2 separate regions of the Homo sapiens genome follow, and region 1 is linked to region 2. The links are chromatin loops, found by intact Hi-C in ENCODE. Cell type or tissue: mucosa of descending colon. All regions are shown on one strand. Links, peaks and the distances in the headings refer to the core of each region. The heading gives the core; the rest is flanking DNA. Region 1 overlaps ZNF609 (zinc finger protein 609). Region 2 overlaps TRIP4 (thyroid hormone receptor interactor 4).

The links. A loop is a pair of places that touch in the nucleus more often than their neighbours do. Peaks named below come from ENCODE experiments on the same cell type or tissue, not always from the same donor. Only the 100,000 strongest peaks of a DNase experiment are listed, where the experiment ranks them.
Region 1: a loop joins it to region 2, with 2.5 times the contacts of the local background. A loop is called at or near these places in 59 of 110 quality-filtered maps.

Annotation. Positions count from the first base shown.
Region 1 is chr15:64,666,984-64,680,128 of GRCh38, reverse strand. It overlaps ZNF609 (zinc finger protein 609), which reads right to left. Exons shown (of 10, transcript NM_015042.2): 4 at 9,696-9,783; 5 at 3,873-6,213; 6 at 1,647-2,013. It also overlaps the pseudogene RNU6-549P. Among named protein-coding and RNA genes, the nearest start is that of OAZ2, 30 kb to the left of the region's middle. RefSeq lists enhancers at 12,418-13,115, 13,116-13,145. In mucosa of descending colon, for the core only: no CTCF peak of the experiment used is centred there; no DNase peak of the experiment used is centred there.
Region 2 is chr15:64,423,684-64,426,183 of GRCh38, reverse strand. TRIP4 (thyroid hormone receptor interactor 4) reads right to left here. Exons shown (of 13, transcript NM_016213.5): 10 at 2,029-2,153; 11 at 553-644. Among named protein-coding and RNA genes, the nearest start is that of ZNF609, 36 kb to the left of the region's middle. In mucosa of descending colon, for the core only: no CTCF peak of the experiment used is centred there; no DNase peak of the experiment used is centred there.

The DNA of each region.
Region 1 (13,145 bases), core at 3,586-6,085, 250 kb before region 2:
TTTAGTGAGCTTGATTGGGTGGGCATCAGCTTTCCTAGGCACAGGCTGAGGTATTTTCTAACATAGTGTCTTTGGCTGAGACTGTTGGCTTGACCTTTCTTTACTGAGCTCTACAGGAAAAATTAGCTAAGGGATATTAGGAACATGGCCCTGTTTCCTGCTTCCAACTTCCATAGATCTGATACTGTTCTTTGAACTGGTCTCAGATTCATCTTGGAGAAGTGATATGATAAAGTGGAAAGATCACACTTATCTGGAGTCAGAGCCTTGGGCTCAAAACCTTACTCTGAGACTTACTAGCTTGGTAACCTTGAGCAAATAAATAACTGTTTTGAGCTTCAGTTTCTTCATCATCAAAAATGAAGATATCAATACTTATTACTTAAGGTGATAGGGAGGATTAAAAAAGATAATGTCTATAAATCTCAGAGGACAGCGCCTGGCTCAGGGCGAGCACTCAACAAATGCAACTATGATTTTTATATTGATGGGTGTGAGTGACAGGGATAAAGGAACACCTCAAGGGTAAGAAATTTCCTATTTCTGTTTGAAAAGCTTATTTCTATTTAGAGTGTGCTTTATAATAATGTCACCAGAATGTTGAGACTATTTAGGCTGCTGTAGGAAGCTGGAGGCTCTAAGGAGTGAGGCTAAAGCAGTGCCCTTCCACCCCAGAAGCACCCCACATGGTTCTTTGGGCAACAAAACGAGTAGAGTTAAATAAGAGCATTTTCTTCTAACAAGTTAAAAAACATTTAAGGCCGGAGCGGTGGCTCATGCCTGTATCTCAGCACTTTGGGAGGCCAAGGCAGCCGGATCACCTGAGGTCGGGAGTTCAAGACCAGCCTGACCAACACGGAAGAACACCGTCTCTACTAAAAATACAAAATTAGCCAGGAGTGGTGGCACATGCCTGTAATCCTAGCTACTTGGGAAGCTGAGGCAGGAGAATCGTTTGAACCCAGGAGGTGGAGGCTGTGGTGAGCCGAGATCACGCCACTGCACTCTAGCCTGTGCAACAAGAGTGAAATTCCGTCTCAAAAAACAAACAAACAAAAAACATTTAAACACTATAAAGAGCTTGTCTTTTCCAAGCTGAATCTAGCAGGACCTCCCCCCAGTCTGACTTCAGATGGCTCTTCTTACTTGACAGGTGAACATGATCTGGCAACTGAATCCATGCATTGTTATGGTTTGCATTTTATTTGTTCTTTGTGTCTCTCCACTATGATTAAGCTGTAAGCTCCGGGAGTGGAAGGAACTCAATGGCTCTACTTCTTTTGTACCTCCCACAGTGCCTAGCACACTGCAAAACGTGGAGTATATGGTTTACAAATTCCAGCTGAGGGGAGACAGCAGTGACAGAGAAGGAGTTTTACCTTTAGTTAGCAATGAAAACTGACTACAGAGACAATCCTTGAGCTGGAGCAAGGGAGAGAGAGGTAGTCACACAGACTATCATTATGGGTCATTCAAGGAACTATGGGTTATGGTGGCCACCTCACAGAATGACTCAGTGAAAAAAGGTCCGTCATCTAAGCGAGCCTCAATATGCCTTGGGGCTGAGCAAGAAAACTCTGGATGTGAAATCTGTGCTTCATTCCCCCTTCCAGTGAATGGAATAGTGCTGGCACTTGGTGCTGTACCTGGGTAGTTCTGCATCATCACAGCAGGCATGCTCCGGTAGCTGGGGTGGTTGGGGTCGTAGGACTGACTGTAGGAATAGCCGTGCATGTAGGGGATGTAGGACTGGTGCTGGGTAAGTGGGGAGGACACAGGCACATGGACACTTGGCCGGGGCTCCTTGCTCCCAAGGCGAGACTCCTCTGACGTGGGCAGCTTGCAGTCACTACTTGTGCTTTCCTTCCCATCTTCCTTGGGGACAGAGTCCTTACTCCGACTCCTTTCCTCCTTCAATTTGCGGTCCCGCTCCTCCTTCCACCGCTCATCCTCTGACTTGATGTCTGAGTACTTGGCAGGATAAACATATGTCCACATCCGGGGCTCTGCCTCCTACAACAATCACAGAACAACGACTGGGTGTTGTACAGATAAGACAGATATACTTCAAGCCCAAGGTCCCAGTAGAACCACCAGAGCAGATAATTAGTACTAGACACCTGGGGCAGAGTAGGATTTTGGCCTCTACTGATCTTGTTTATAATCCAACTCTGCTCCCTTTTGGTTAAAAAGCCCCCGCCCCCACCTCTGCACCCACCCACAGGGAACAAGATGGGGCAGGGGGAGAAAAGGAAAATCCATCCATGCATCAGTGGATGTTTTCTAGGTAAGAACAAGCATTCTGGGAAAACGACTGAAATAGGAGAGGCTGCCCCTTCCAATATGTTTAGATTGTTTCACTTTTTCAGAGCACGCTCAGGGACTGGAAAGCTTATAAGTGACACTCAGATCAGAGGAGGGAGGGAAGCATAACTATTATACCAAGAGGGAAGGGAAGACATTCTAAGTCTCATGAGCAGAGCAAGATATGAGATTCCAAGTTCCTAGTTCTAACTCAACCTATAAAATCCTTGTTAAAGAAACTCAGTAACTGAGTATACTTTGGACCTACTCTAAAAAATAGAGAGACCATCAATAACTCATTTCATAGGAACCAAACAGTGGAGGAAACACGGACAAGGAATCGAGATACCTGGGTTCTAATCCTGGCTCTGCTAGTGAGGTCTCAAGTAACCCCAGACAAATTAAGCTAACTTGTCTGGGCCTTTCCTGTCAAATGGAAAAAACACCTGCTATGGATATAAAAGTGCTTTTTAAAAAACATTAATATGAATCCCTGTGCTTTGGGAGGCTGAGGCGCGAGGATTGCTTGAGGCCAGGAGTTCAAGACCAGCCTGGGCAACATAGTGAGACCCCTCTCTACAAAAAATTAAAACATCATCTGGGTGTGGTGGCATGCATCTGTAGTCCTGGTTAATTGGGAGGCTGAGGCAGGAGGACTGCTTGAGCCTAGGAGTTGGAAATTGCAGTGAGCTATGACTGCATCATTGCATTCCAGCCTGGGCAACACAGAGGGACTCTGGTCTCTATAAAAACATAAAAATAAAAAAAATTACGACTGGGCGCAGTGGCTCACGCCTTAATCCAGGTACTTTGGGAGGCCGAGGTGGGTGGATCACAAGGTCAGGAGATCAAGACCATCCTGGCTAACATGGTGAAACCCCGTCTCTACTAAAAATACAAAAAATTAGCCAGGTGTGGTGGCGTGCACCTGTAATCCCAGCTACTCGGGAGGCTGAGGCAGGAGAATCGTGTGAACCTGGGAGGCAGAGGTTGCAGTGAGCTGAGATTGCGCCAGTGCATTCCAGCCTGGGTGACAGTGCCAGACTCCATCTCAAAATAAATAAATAAATAAATAAAATAAAATAAAAATTGGCTGGGTGCAGTGGCTCATGCCTGTAATCCCAGCACTCTGGGAGGCTGAGGCAGGTGGATTACTTGAGGTCAGGAGTTCCAGACCAGCCTGACCAAGATGGTGAAGCCCCATCTCTACTAAAAATACAAAAAAAATTAGCTGGGCATGGTGGCGTGTGCCTGTAATCTCAGCTACTCGGGAGGCTGAGGCAGGAGAATTGCTTGAACCTGGGAGGCGGAGGTTGTAGTGAGCCAAGATTGCACCACTGCACTCTAGCCTGGGCAACAGAGTGAGACTCCATCTCAAAAAAAATAATAATACTAAAATAAAATAAAAAACATTAAAATAGTTTACAAAGGTAAAGAATCCTTAAAATTATACATCTCTCCTGCTAATCTCAATTCCGTTGAACCCCTGTATAAGGACAGCCCTTATTTGTGAGGAAGATAGACGATTACCATACGGTATTTCCACTTCCTCCCAGGGCAACAGTTACCTGTCGGTACCAGAGTATTGGATCCATCTCTGCCTGTCGACCACACTCAGCACCTGTCTTGGCCTCAGAGGCCTCCTTGCTTAGGTGGCTGGCATCACTCAGCTTCACTTTAAGGCCTTCAGGGGCCTGGCCCGGGAGTTTTGAAGAGTCATCTAACTTGGGAATGATGACTGATTTGGCTGGGTCAGCCCCTGGCTCCTTGGCCTTGCCAGGTCCTGATTTCACCAGGTCTGTCAGGCTGGGGGCCTTGGTGAGAGTTGGTGGAATTGACGGCTTTTGCTTCCACTCTTCCTTGAGTGCTGCCTCCCGCTCCTTCAGGCCCATCTCTGCCTTCTTGTCCACTCCCCGCTGCTGCTGCTCTAAGCTCTGGCGTTTCTGCTGTTCTTCGTACTGCTGCCGGTAAGCCGTGTTAGTGCTCAGAAGGTGGGTGTGGTAACTCTGGTCGCTGTAGCCATAGGGGGGTACATAGGCATACTGGTTGTAGTACAGGGACTGCATGTACATATTGGGACGCTGCTGGATGACCGAGGGCTGCTGACTGGAACTGCTCAGCTCGGGCTTCTTTTCTTCACAGATATCGTTCTTCACTTTCCCTTCTATGCTCTCAGGTTCCTCATCCCTTTTTGTCTTCAGGGCCTGGCTCTCCACTCCTGCCTGGCTGCTGGGGTTCAGAGCCCCAGGGCTGGACTGTGCATAACTTGGAGAATAGTAACTCTCAAAGCCTTGGTAATATGGTGAGTCTTTGCTCTGAGGCTGAGGGGGAAAAAGAGTTTTCTTAGCCCCTTCTTTAACCAACTGTTCGGCGTCCTTTGATTTGACACTGTCTACCTTGCCCTCCCCATCCTCCCCAGCATCAGAGATGTCAGAGTATGCAGGGCTGTTGGTTTTGACTGAGCTGGCTTCAGCTCCATTCTGGGTCACCACATGTAAGGGAGTCAGGGGCTGAGTAGGGGTAGTGTTTTCAAGGCGGCTACTGCCTCCAATGGAAGGGCTGGGGGCATTGTCCGTGAAACTGTAGATCTTGTCGGCTTCAGCCTTGATGCTAGCCAGTCGGCTTTGGTGGGGGTCTGATGAGCCATTTAGGAGCCCCTCCATTTTCATCCCATCTCCTGAAGATTCCCTGAATGGGCTTTTGCCTTCCTCTGCTCGACACACCTTCCCAGGGGTCAGAGGACTTTCAAGTTCCTTTGAAGATTCCTTCTTTTTTTTGTCTTTCTTTTTCTTGTCCTTGGCTGGAGTCAAGGCAGGGTTGACTGTGAAAGGTTCTCCCATAACAGTGGGCTTGGGCTGAATGGGCTTGAGTTGGGGACTGTTGGGCATGGCTTGTGCCACTGTGGCGGTCAAGCCTGAGGAAGAGCCTGGGCTCGCTGCTGTGAAGGTGGCTGTCTGGAAGGTGTAGATTTGCTGTGGGGGGATGGCAGGGGCAATGGGACGGGCTGACTTTAGGCTCTTGGAAGGAATCTTTTCAGGTTTTAAACTAGAGGGTTTTTTACATTTTTCTTTTTCCATACACTTCCTTTCTAAAGAATCAAAGGCATCATTGCTTGTTTCATCCATCACTGAGGGTCCATCATCAGAGCCATCATTGGATAAGGCCCCAAGGTCTGTGTCCCCTTCCCCACTCAACTTTTTCTTACAGAGGCCTTTTGTGCTGAATTTGCTTGAAGGAGAAGGGCTATGGGGCTCTACAAGTCGAACTTTGGGGGTAGCTGAGCGGGCAGGGGACAAGGAACCTTTTTGTGAGACAGATGCACCGTTGCAGCTCCCAAGATCTGCATGGAGAATAGGTTCCTCTCCGTACTCACTGTCCCCATCCGCTTCCGGCTTGCTGTCATCATCTGTATGGGCATGAGCTTGGTGGTACTTAAGTCCATTGATGTGCTTGTACTTCTTGTTGCAGTTTGGGTGGGGACAGTCAATTAGGACGGGGGAGGGGCAGTTTCTGTCCAGAACAGTGGGTTCTACCTTTGTCCCAGGAAGGGGGCCAGTGGCTGAGCCCATGGAATTAGTACGGACACGCTTGCTCCCTTTGGAGTCCTCTGAGCTAGAATTCAGCTCCATGTCTGAAAGGGGTTTGTTTTTCCGCTTATTAGCTGAGGAAGGGCTGGCCTTGACATCCTCAGAAGTGCTGCTGGCAGGTGGGCGGTGCTCTGAAGAATTCTGGCTGCCCCGACGGCCTTTGCTATTGGCTCCTGCCCGGGTTTTGCTGCTGTTACTGGTCCCTTTGCTGTCAGAGGCTGTGGCTGTCTCATTGACAGGTGTATTACTGTTGGGACGCATGCGTTTGCCTCTACCCCGGCCATTGCGCATTTCCAGGTCACTGGTCGGGGAGTCACAGAACCTTGGCAAAGGATAAACACAACAGAATATTATTAAGAAGAGAAAACATCTTCAAAGCAGTTTAGCTGTAGCCTCCAGAACTGTCCAGATGGTGACTATCATTTTCAATGAATATGATTTGTTAAAAGAAATTCTGATTGTGAATTGCACTAAATGGTGAACTCCTGGGATACACGTTAGCTGCAAATTATTCCCAAACATTTACCTCTAAAACCATGCAGAATCTGTTCCGTAAGATAGTCAAGTCAACATTTCCTATATACAGCCATAGTCATGGTTTCAGAAAAGATGTTAGAGATCATACAGGAAATTGAGGCCAGGCATGCTAAATGACTTGTCCAAGGTAACATCACTGATTAATGGCAACATACAACAAGACTCTAGCTCTACTTTTAGCCCAATGCCTTTTTCTTACATACCTCACTATGAAGATATAGAAAGGTAGAACAAAGCACCTATCCATTTAAGAGTTCCCTAAACATCAGATATAACCAAGAGTACATGAGTTCTTTGAATGTCTGGAGATCTGCACCTAGGGGTCACTCCTCATAGGCCCTAAAGTAGCTTTTCATGGAGCTTAAAACACTGCCTAGAATTAAACCTTTAGCTAAGATTGGTTCCCTTGTAAATCTAAAGATGGTTTTGACTCTCTTGTTCCAGGGGGCAGCTGGAGTAGGTTGTTTCTAAGACAGTGGGAACCATAGCTATTGCAGAAAAGAGGCAAATTTTGTCAAATATCTCCTTTGGGTTCCCAGAACAGTTCTACTGTAAAGCTACTTACTGCTTCCTTGTTATCAACCTACTCACTCAGCTCCTATCTCTCTGGATTCTTGCATGCCCAAAGCAGAAATAAGTCCTTCCAATAGGTTTCTCAGAAATGCAAAGGGAGGGCATAAAGAACTTTACTAACTTGTTTTAGCTCATATGCTTCTGATTCTTTTTTTTTTTTTTTTTGAGATGGAGTCTTGCTCTGTCGCCAGGCTGGAGCGCAGTGGCACGATCTCGGCTCACTGTAACCTCCAACTCCCTAGTTCAAGTGGTTCTCCTGCCTCAGGCTCCCGAGTAGCTGGGGTTACAGGCATGAGCCACCACGCCCAGCTAATTTTTGTATTTTTAGTAGAGACGGGGTTTCACCGTGTTGGCCAGGATGGTCTCGATCTCCCGACCTTGTGATCCACCCGCCTCGGCCTCCCAAAGTGCTGAGATTACAGGCGTGAGCCACTGCACCTGGCCTGCTTCTGATTCTTATCAGGGCAACTATTATGGTCTGAATATAGTCTTTTTTTTTTTTTGAGATGGAGTGTTGCTCTGTCGCCCAGGCTGGAGTGCAGTGGAGCGATCTCAGCTCACTGCAACCTCCAACTCCCTGGTTCAAGCGGTTCTCCTGCCTCAGGCTCCCGAGTAGCTGGGGTTACAGGCATGAGCCACCATGCCCAGCTAATTTTTGTATTTTTAGTAGAGACAGGGTTTCACCATGTTGACCAGGCTGGTCTCGAACTCCTGACCTCAGGTGATCCACCCGCCTCAGCCTCCCAAAGTGCTGGGATTACAGGCGTTAGCCACCGCACCCAGCCTGAATATAGTCTTATAAAAGTCTAAGCCTTGGGCTGGGTGCGGTGGCTCATGCCTGTAATCCCAGCTCTTTGGGAGGCCGAGGCGGGAGGATCACGAGGTCAGGAGATCGAGACCATCCTGGCTAAAACGGTGAAACCCCGTCTCTACTAAAAATACAAAAAATTAGCCGGGCGTGGTGGCGGGCGCCTGTAGTCCCAGCTACTCGGGAGGCTGAGGCAGGAGAATGGCGTGAACCCGGGAGGTGGAGCTTGCAGTGAGCCAAGACTGCGCCACTGCACTCCAGCCTGGGCGACAGAGCGAGACTCCATCTCAAAAAAAAAAAAAAAAAAAAAAAAGTCTAAGCCTCTAGAAACCTGGCCCAGCATCTCTGAAAATTAAGAGGCATAAATAGCCCTCGGTAGAGAATAATCACATCTGAGAATAAGAAAGTGGTATGGAATCAAGAACTTTAAAATACCTTTCCTTGGGACATTTCTGCCCATCTTTGTTTCATGGGAACAATGGGCAGATGAAGGTTTAAGATACTTTTCCTAAAAGAACTGTTCAGATAATAACTACCATTTTCAATGAATATGATCCAACAAAGAAACTTGTGACTGCATGGGAATTGCATTAATTGGTAAGCTCCTAGGATGTTACCTGTATGTTAGTTGCAAGTTACCCTCAACGCCTGGATTTCCCAAACCCTGACGAACTGAGTACTAATATTAGGAAAAAGCTATAAGGGGCCATTGATTGAAATATCCATCTAAAGGTCAAATTGCGACATGAAAAGGTCCTTGTGAAACCCGTATGTTCTAGTAGAGTTTATAAAACTAAAAATGTTCTTGAGTTCAAATTTCTGAGAAATAGCTATCATCAATGAATGTTTGCTCACCCATGGTTAGATGTTATAGCTTTGGTCTCAAGGTGACTTTAATAATTCCAGTCAAAGTGCATCCCCTCAACACTTCACTTTTTTTTCCTAATTTTAAAAATATAAAACACTTAACGAATCTGCATGTCACCCTTGTGCAGGGGCCATGCTAATCTTCTCTGTATTGGTCCAATTTTAGTATATGTACCACTGAAGTGAGCACCCGCTGAACACTTTATTTTTTTTTAATTAATTTTTTTTTTTTTTTTTTTTTTTGAGACGGAGTCTTGCTCTGTCCCCCAGGCTGGAGTGCAGTGGCGCGATCTCGGCTCCCTGCAAGCTCCGCCTCCCGGGTTCATGCCATTCTCCTGCCTCAGCCTCCCGAGTAGCTGGGACTACAAACGCTCGCCACCACGCCCGGCTAATTTTTTTGTATTTTTAGTAGAGATGGGGTTTCACTGTGTTAGCCAGGATGGTCTCGATCTCCTGACCTCATGATCCACCCGCCTTGGCCTCCCAAAGTGCTAGGATTACAGGCGTGAGCCACCGTACCCGGCCCCCCGAACACTTTAATACACAATTCATCTTCTTTTTTTTTTTTTTTTTGAGATGGAGTTTCGCTTTTTGTTGCCCAGGCTGGAGTGCAATGGTGTGATCTTGGCTCACCACAACCTCTGCCTCCTGGGTTCAAGCGATTCTCCTGCCTCACCCTCTCAAGCAGCTGGGATTACAGGCATGCACCACCATGCCTGGCTAATTTTTTATTTTTAGTAGAGACGGGGTTTCTCCATGTTGGTCAGGCTAGTCTGGAACTCCTGACCTCAGGTGATCCGCCTGCCTCAGCCTCCCAAAGTGCTGGGATTACAGGCGTGAGCCACCGCGCCTGGCCATTCAGTCTTCTTGAATGTCAGATAAATACAGTGCTTTCCCTGGTATCTATACCATCATGTCCTTTAAAAGCTGGATGTACAACTCTAGCAGGATAAAAGTATAAGGGATCACCAATTAGTGTGGTTCAGAATAATATAAACTAAATAGCTGTAAGTGCTTACCTTGGGGGTGCCCAATCATGTCGTGTGCAGTCAAGGAGTGTACCTACATATGTCTTGTTCCTCCACGTTACATTTACCACCAACATCCCTGGAAAATAAGAGCACATAGATATAGACAAGACACACCCCATTTGCCACTGAGAATAGTATTCTTTTGATCAGCACTCTGACTTCTATAAGAGGGTTTAGGAGGTACTCTGGGTACCAATGGGACAAATAGGATTGGGCCAGAATAGTTCCATAGGAATTGCCTACAATGCTACTGAGGTCCCTTAGGATGGGTAACAGTTGTAAAGACTTCATGGTTTTGTCAAGACACATTTTATTTTTATTTTTGGAGATGGGGTTTTGCTCTGTTGCCCAGGCTGGAGTACAGCCTCAAGCGATCGTCCCACCTCAGTCTCCCAAGTAGCTGGGATCACAAGAGCATGTCACCACACCTGGATAATTAAAAAAATTTTTTTTTGGCCGGGAGTGGTGGCTCACGCCTGTAATCCCAGTACTTTGGGAGGCTAAGGCAGGCAGATCACTTGCAGCCAGGAGCTCAAGATCAGCCTGGCCAACATGGGGAAAACCTGTCTCTACTAAAATTACAAAAATTAGCTGGGCATAGTGGTGCATGCCTGTAATCCCAGCTACTCAGGAGAGTGAGGCAGGAGAATCACTTGAACCCAGGAGGTGGAGTTTGCAGTGAGCCAAGATTGCGCCACTGCACTCCAGCATGGGTGACAGAGTGAGACTCCGTCTCAAAAAAAAATAAAAAATAAAAAAATAAAGCTTTTGACTAGGTAATGTAGCCTTACTCCAAAATTCAAAAGGTAGTCCCCACACCTCAACCAAAAAAAATCTCCAACAAACCCTAATATAAAATGAAGTGTCCCTTCCATAACTGTTCTTCAGTCTTCCAGTTCCCCTACTTGGAAACATCCAAAAGTCTTCCACAGATATTTTATATGTATATATGCAAATATGTTCATATATTCTTCCTTAAATGATAGCAATATACACACAATGTTCTGCACACTGCTTTTTTCATGTACCCAAATATTTTGGATCATTCCATATGTGTAGACAGAGAACTACTTCATTCTTTTCAATGGCAGCATTTGAACGGACATTTAGGTTGTTTCAATCTTCTGCTATTACAAATAAACTGCAATGAATAATCTTGTACAAATGCTTCATTTTACCTACACAAATATGTCTGTAAGATGAATTCCTGTAAGTAAAACTGTTAATCACAGTGCACTTGTATTTGGAGTTCTCACAAATACGGCCAAACCACCTCCAAATTGCCTCAAAGAGGACATACTCATTCATATACCCATTTATAGTAGCCCATGAATACCTCTTGCCCTTTTCCTTTGGCAACATGATGTTCTCATTTTGTTCTTTGCCAATCTGATAAAAGAAAAATTATGTTTTATATAGGGTTTTTTTTTGGCATTTTAATTCCTTTTTTTTTTTTTTTTTTTTTTTTTGAGACGGAGTTTCGCTCTTGTTGCCCAGGCTGGAGTGCAATGGTGTGATCTCCGCTCACTGCAACCTCCGCCTCCTGGGTTCAAGCAATTCTCCGCCTCAGCCTCCCAAGTAGCTAGGATTATAGGCATGCACCACCACCCCCAGCTAATTTTGTATTTTTAGTAGAGACAGAGTTTCTCCATGTTGGTCAGGCTGGTCTCAATCTCCCGACCTCATGTGATCCGCCTGCCTCAACCTCCCAAAGTGCTGGGATTACAGGCATGAGCCACCGCACCTGGCTGGCATTTTAATTCTTTTAGAGACAATGTCTTGTTATGTTGCCCAGATTGGGCTCAAACTCGGGCTCAAGCTATCCTCTTGTCAAGACCATTTTGCCCAGGCTGGTCTTGAACTCCTGAGATCAAGCAATCCATCTGCCTTGGCTTTCCAAAGTGCTGGGATTATAGGTGTGAGCCACCACACTTGGCTCCATTCAGTCTTTTACCATTAAATATAATATTCAGTTTTAGCGCCATGTCTGGGATATTAGAGACAAAAAGAAAACCCAGGGAACTCATCACCATGTTGTTTCTAAGGTCTTGTGACCCATGGCTGGTCTGCCTTCTTTCTTCCACGTTTCACAGTCTTGTTGTATTTGTTTTATAAATAATTTCCAGAGTTTTTAGTTGTATTTAGGGGAGGAATAGGGAAAAATCTGTCTACTCCATCTTCTCTGAAGTGGAAGTCCTGGTTTTTATTGGTTATCTTTCTTAACATTAGATTTCTATTATTAACATTTTGGTTTGCAGCCTCATATTGAGTGGAATGTCTTTGTTATTACTTTTTCCCCTTTCTCTGTCTCATCACTTTGCAATTTCTTTCTTCTGGCCCCCTAGGGACTCAGTACAACAGGTCTTCAAATGGCCTATGCCACAGTGAAATTTAGGATATCACACTTCTATTCTAATAATGAATCAGGAGGCAGCTTGACACAGTCCTTCCCAACTCCTTAAAGCTTCCCTCCTCCACTCAACAATTAACTTATTTTAAGCCTCCTTTCATAAGGCTGGTTGGGGGTTAGCATCTCACTCTCCTGGCCTCACATTCTTAGTCTATGAGCTTTTTTAGTATCTATTTACTCCTCTGAAATCACCTCTCACGACTACTCTTTGTTCCCAGATCTGGAGGTCAGCCAGTCCACAGATTCAGCCCCACTTAGTGACTTGCATCTGTGTTTCTTTTTCTTTTTCTTTTTTTTTTGAGACAGAGTTTCACTCTTGTTGCCCAGGCTGAAGTGCAATGGCCTGATCTCAGCTCATTGCAACCTCCACCTCCTGGGTTCAAGTGATTCTCCTGCCTCAGCCTCCTGAGTAGCTGGGATTACGGCAGGTGCCACCATGCCCGGGCTAATTTTGTATTTTTTTTAAGCAGAGACAGGGTTTCACCATGTTGGTCAGGCCGGTCTCGAACTCCCGACCTCAGGTGATCTGCCCACCTCAGACTCCCAAAGTGTTGGGATTACAGGTGTTAGCCACCACACCCAGCTCCAAGGCATATTTTCTATGGAATATATCAAGACAATAAATCTGGGGGATCTGGAATTAGCTTTTGTTTGTCTACGGCCACCCACTAATAAAATACTTTTTGATTTGGCACTTCTAGGACATATCTCTAGTAACTCACTTATATTCATTTATTCTTCGACATACAATGTTGTCTAAAAATCACTGGACATGGAGTTAGAAAACCTCAGTGCAAATCCTGGCTTTGTTATAGTGTAACCTTGAACAAGTCACTTGGCTTCTACAAATCTCAGGGTTTTTTTGTTTGTTTTGTTTTTTTGAGACAGAGTCTCGCTCTGTCGCCCAGGCTGAAGTGCAGTGGCACGAATCTCGGCTCACTATAAGCTCCGTCTCCCGGGTTCACGCCATTCTCCTGCCTCAGCCCCCCGAGTAGCTGGGACTAGAGGCGCACATCACCACACCCGGC
Region 2 (2,500 bases), core at 1-2,500:
GGATAATCAAGGGTTTCTTCAAAAGAAGCAAGGTTTTGGTAAGGGATGAAGACCCTATATACTTGCTAGCTGCATTGTGGCAATAGCTTTTTTTTTTCCCCCAGAAGGAATCTCACTCGGTTGCCCAGGCTGGAGTGCAGTGGCAGGACCTCAGCTCAATGCAACCTCCATCTCCCGGGTTCAAGCTATTCTCCTGCCTCAGCCTTTGGAGCAGCTGGGACTACAGGCACGTGCCACCACACCCGGCTAATTTTTTGTATTTTTAGTAGAGATGGGGTTTCACTGTGTTAGCCAGGATGGTCTTGATCTCCTGACCTTGTGATCCACCTGCCTCGGCCTCCCAAAGTGTTGGGATTACAGGCCTGAGCCACCAGCGCCCGGCCTGGAAACAGCTTTTTATACAGATATTTATATGCACCAGGCTGGGTGTGGTGGCTCATGCCTATAATCCCAGCACTTTTAAGAGGCCCAGCCTCTTAAAGTGCTTTCAAGACCAGCCTGGCCAACATGGCGAAACCCTGTCTCTAAAAAAAAAAAGTATTCTTTACTCACCTGCTCCTTAAATTGCTTCTGGGACAAGCAGTCAATTAGGTCCACACAGCCCAGAAGACAACCTGACGGATAGTCATTAGGAAATTCCACATCTGAATCAGGAATAACAAAAATATTGAATAAATTTCCTTCTTTGTGATCTTGGAACTCAGGAATCTGTTTTCAATTCTGAACAAACATTAATAACTTTTTCCATTATCTATTTGTAGACATAAGGAAAACAGTGAAATTTACTTGGCACAACTGTTTGCATTTTAGCAAAAAAATCTAGTGAGTGGCTGGCTTAGTCCACTATCCACATGTTAAGCTAGAAAATTTTTCCTTTGCCCTCATACCATCAAAGTTCAAGGACCCCACAAATTCATCCTAATACAAATCGATTCTACTATACGCCATTGGATCAGATTGGAGTTTGGCAGTGATGAGTTTTGGAAGCAAAGTAAGGCAGTTACAGGTGACAAGAAAAAAAAAACATCAAAATGTGGTTAAAACCATAAGAATGAATGTCTTTAAAACAAGCCAGTCCATATCAATAGGAATAGAAGTGTGCTTTTAGGCCGGGCTCAGTAGCTCACACCTATAACCCCAGCACTTTTGGAGGCCAAGGCAGGCAGATCACTTGAGGTCAGGAGTTCAAGACCAGCCTGGCCAACATGGTGAAACCCTGTCTCTACTAAAAATACAAAAAATTAGCTGGGTGTGGTGGCATGCGCCTGTGGTCCCAGCTACTCGGAAGGCTGAGGCAGGAGAATCACTTGAACCTGGAAGGCGGAAGTTGCAGTGAGGAGAAATGGCGCCACTGCACTCCAGTCTGGTTACAGAACGAGACTCTGTCTCAAAAAAAAATAAAAAAGAAAAGTGCTTTTAAGGAAGCATGAACTTTTTATTCCTAGTGATTCTTTAAGCCTTGTTTCTTAAAAACCTTTAAAGATGGTTGTGTAGTTGTCCTTTTATTCTACCCTCAAAACAACTGTATGAGCTGGATAACACAAAGGAAAAACAGGATGCCCAAAGGTCAGAAGTCTTTTTAAGGATCCAAAGTTAGTATTCTTGGGGTGATTCCCAAAATACGTTGCTTAAATCAATCAACTTTGATTTGTACAAATCCAATAGTAGGTGTCTATTTAGGCCACTCTCAATGAAAATTCCTATTTGTGGTTGTTCTTCCCAATGTAAGGATCTCAGAGTTTACACTAGTCATTTTACCTTTAGAGTAAAGAAGATGATTTTCTCAGATAAAAAAATTAAGACTAGTTGATTTCTTGTGTTGGAAATTGATATTTTTATTTGCACTGTTTTGACAGATTAATGCTTTGAACGCTGTCAATGATTTACCACTAAACAAACAAACATATACAAAGATTAAAAGTCTCTTTTAACAAAGAAAAAGCCAAAGAAAGAAGGAAGTGAAAGAAGATGAACGTCAATGACTTCTCTCCATAAAGTAAAATTGAAAGGAGAATATGCGGCTGTTACCTTTCCCACGAAGAAGACGATATGTAGCCTGGAGTTCTGAGACTTCTTGAGGGGAGGGTTTTTTAGCTGTGGCTGCTATCCAAAGTCGTCCTCTGTGGGGGGTGTACCAGGATCTGCCCTCCACCCTTAAACAAATAGAAATTTAGTGGGAAGGATATAAATTCTAGTTTCCTGGAATATCCCATAATATATAACAAATCCTATAGCAAATTATCCAGTTGAACCAAGAGGTCTATAGATGATGCCTTCTCAAGAGCAGTATCTTTTGTCAAAAACACTTTTCTCTCACAATACTTTTCACTTGAGGATGAACTCTGTCCACTAATTTCTCCTCCATCAGAATAGCGACAAGTCATCTCTCTCAACTCTTGACTGCTTTTCACCTGATCCCTACAACTCAGATTTGGAACCCTGACCAGTCTTGGTGCTTCTCCAATACAAATCCTATATTTTCAAGGCATATAAATCATAT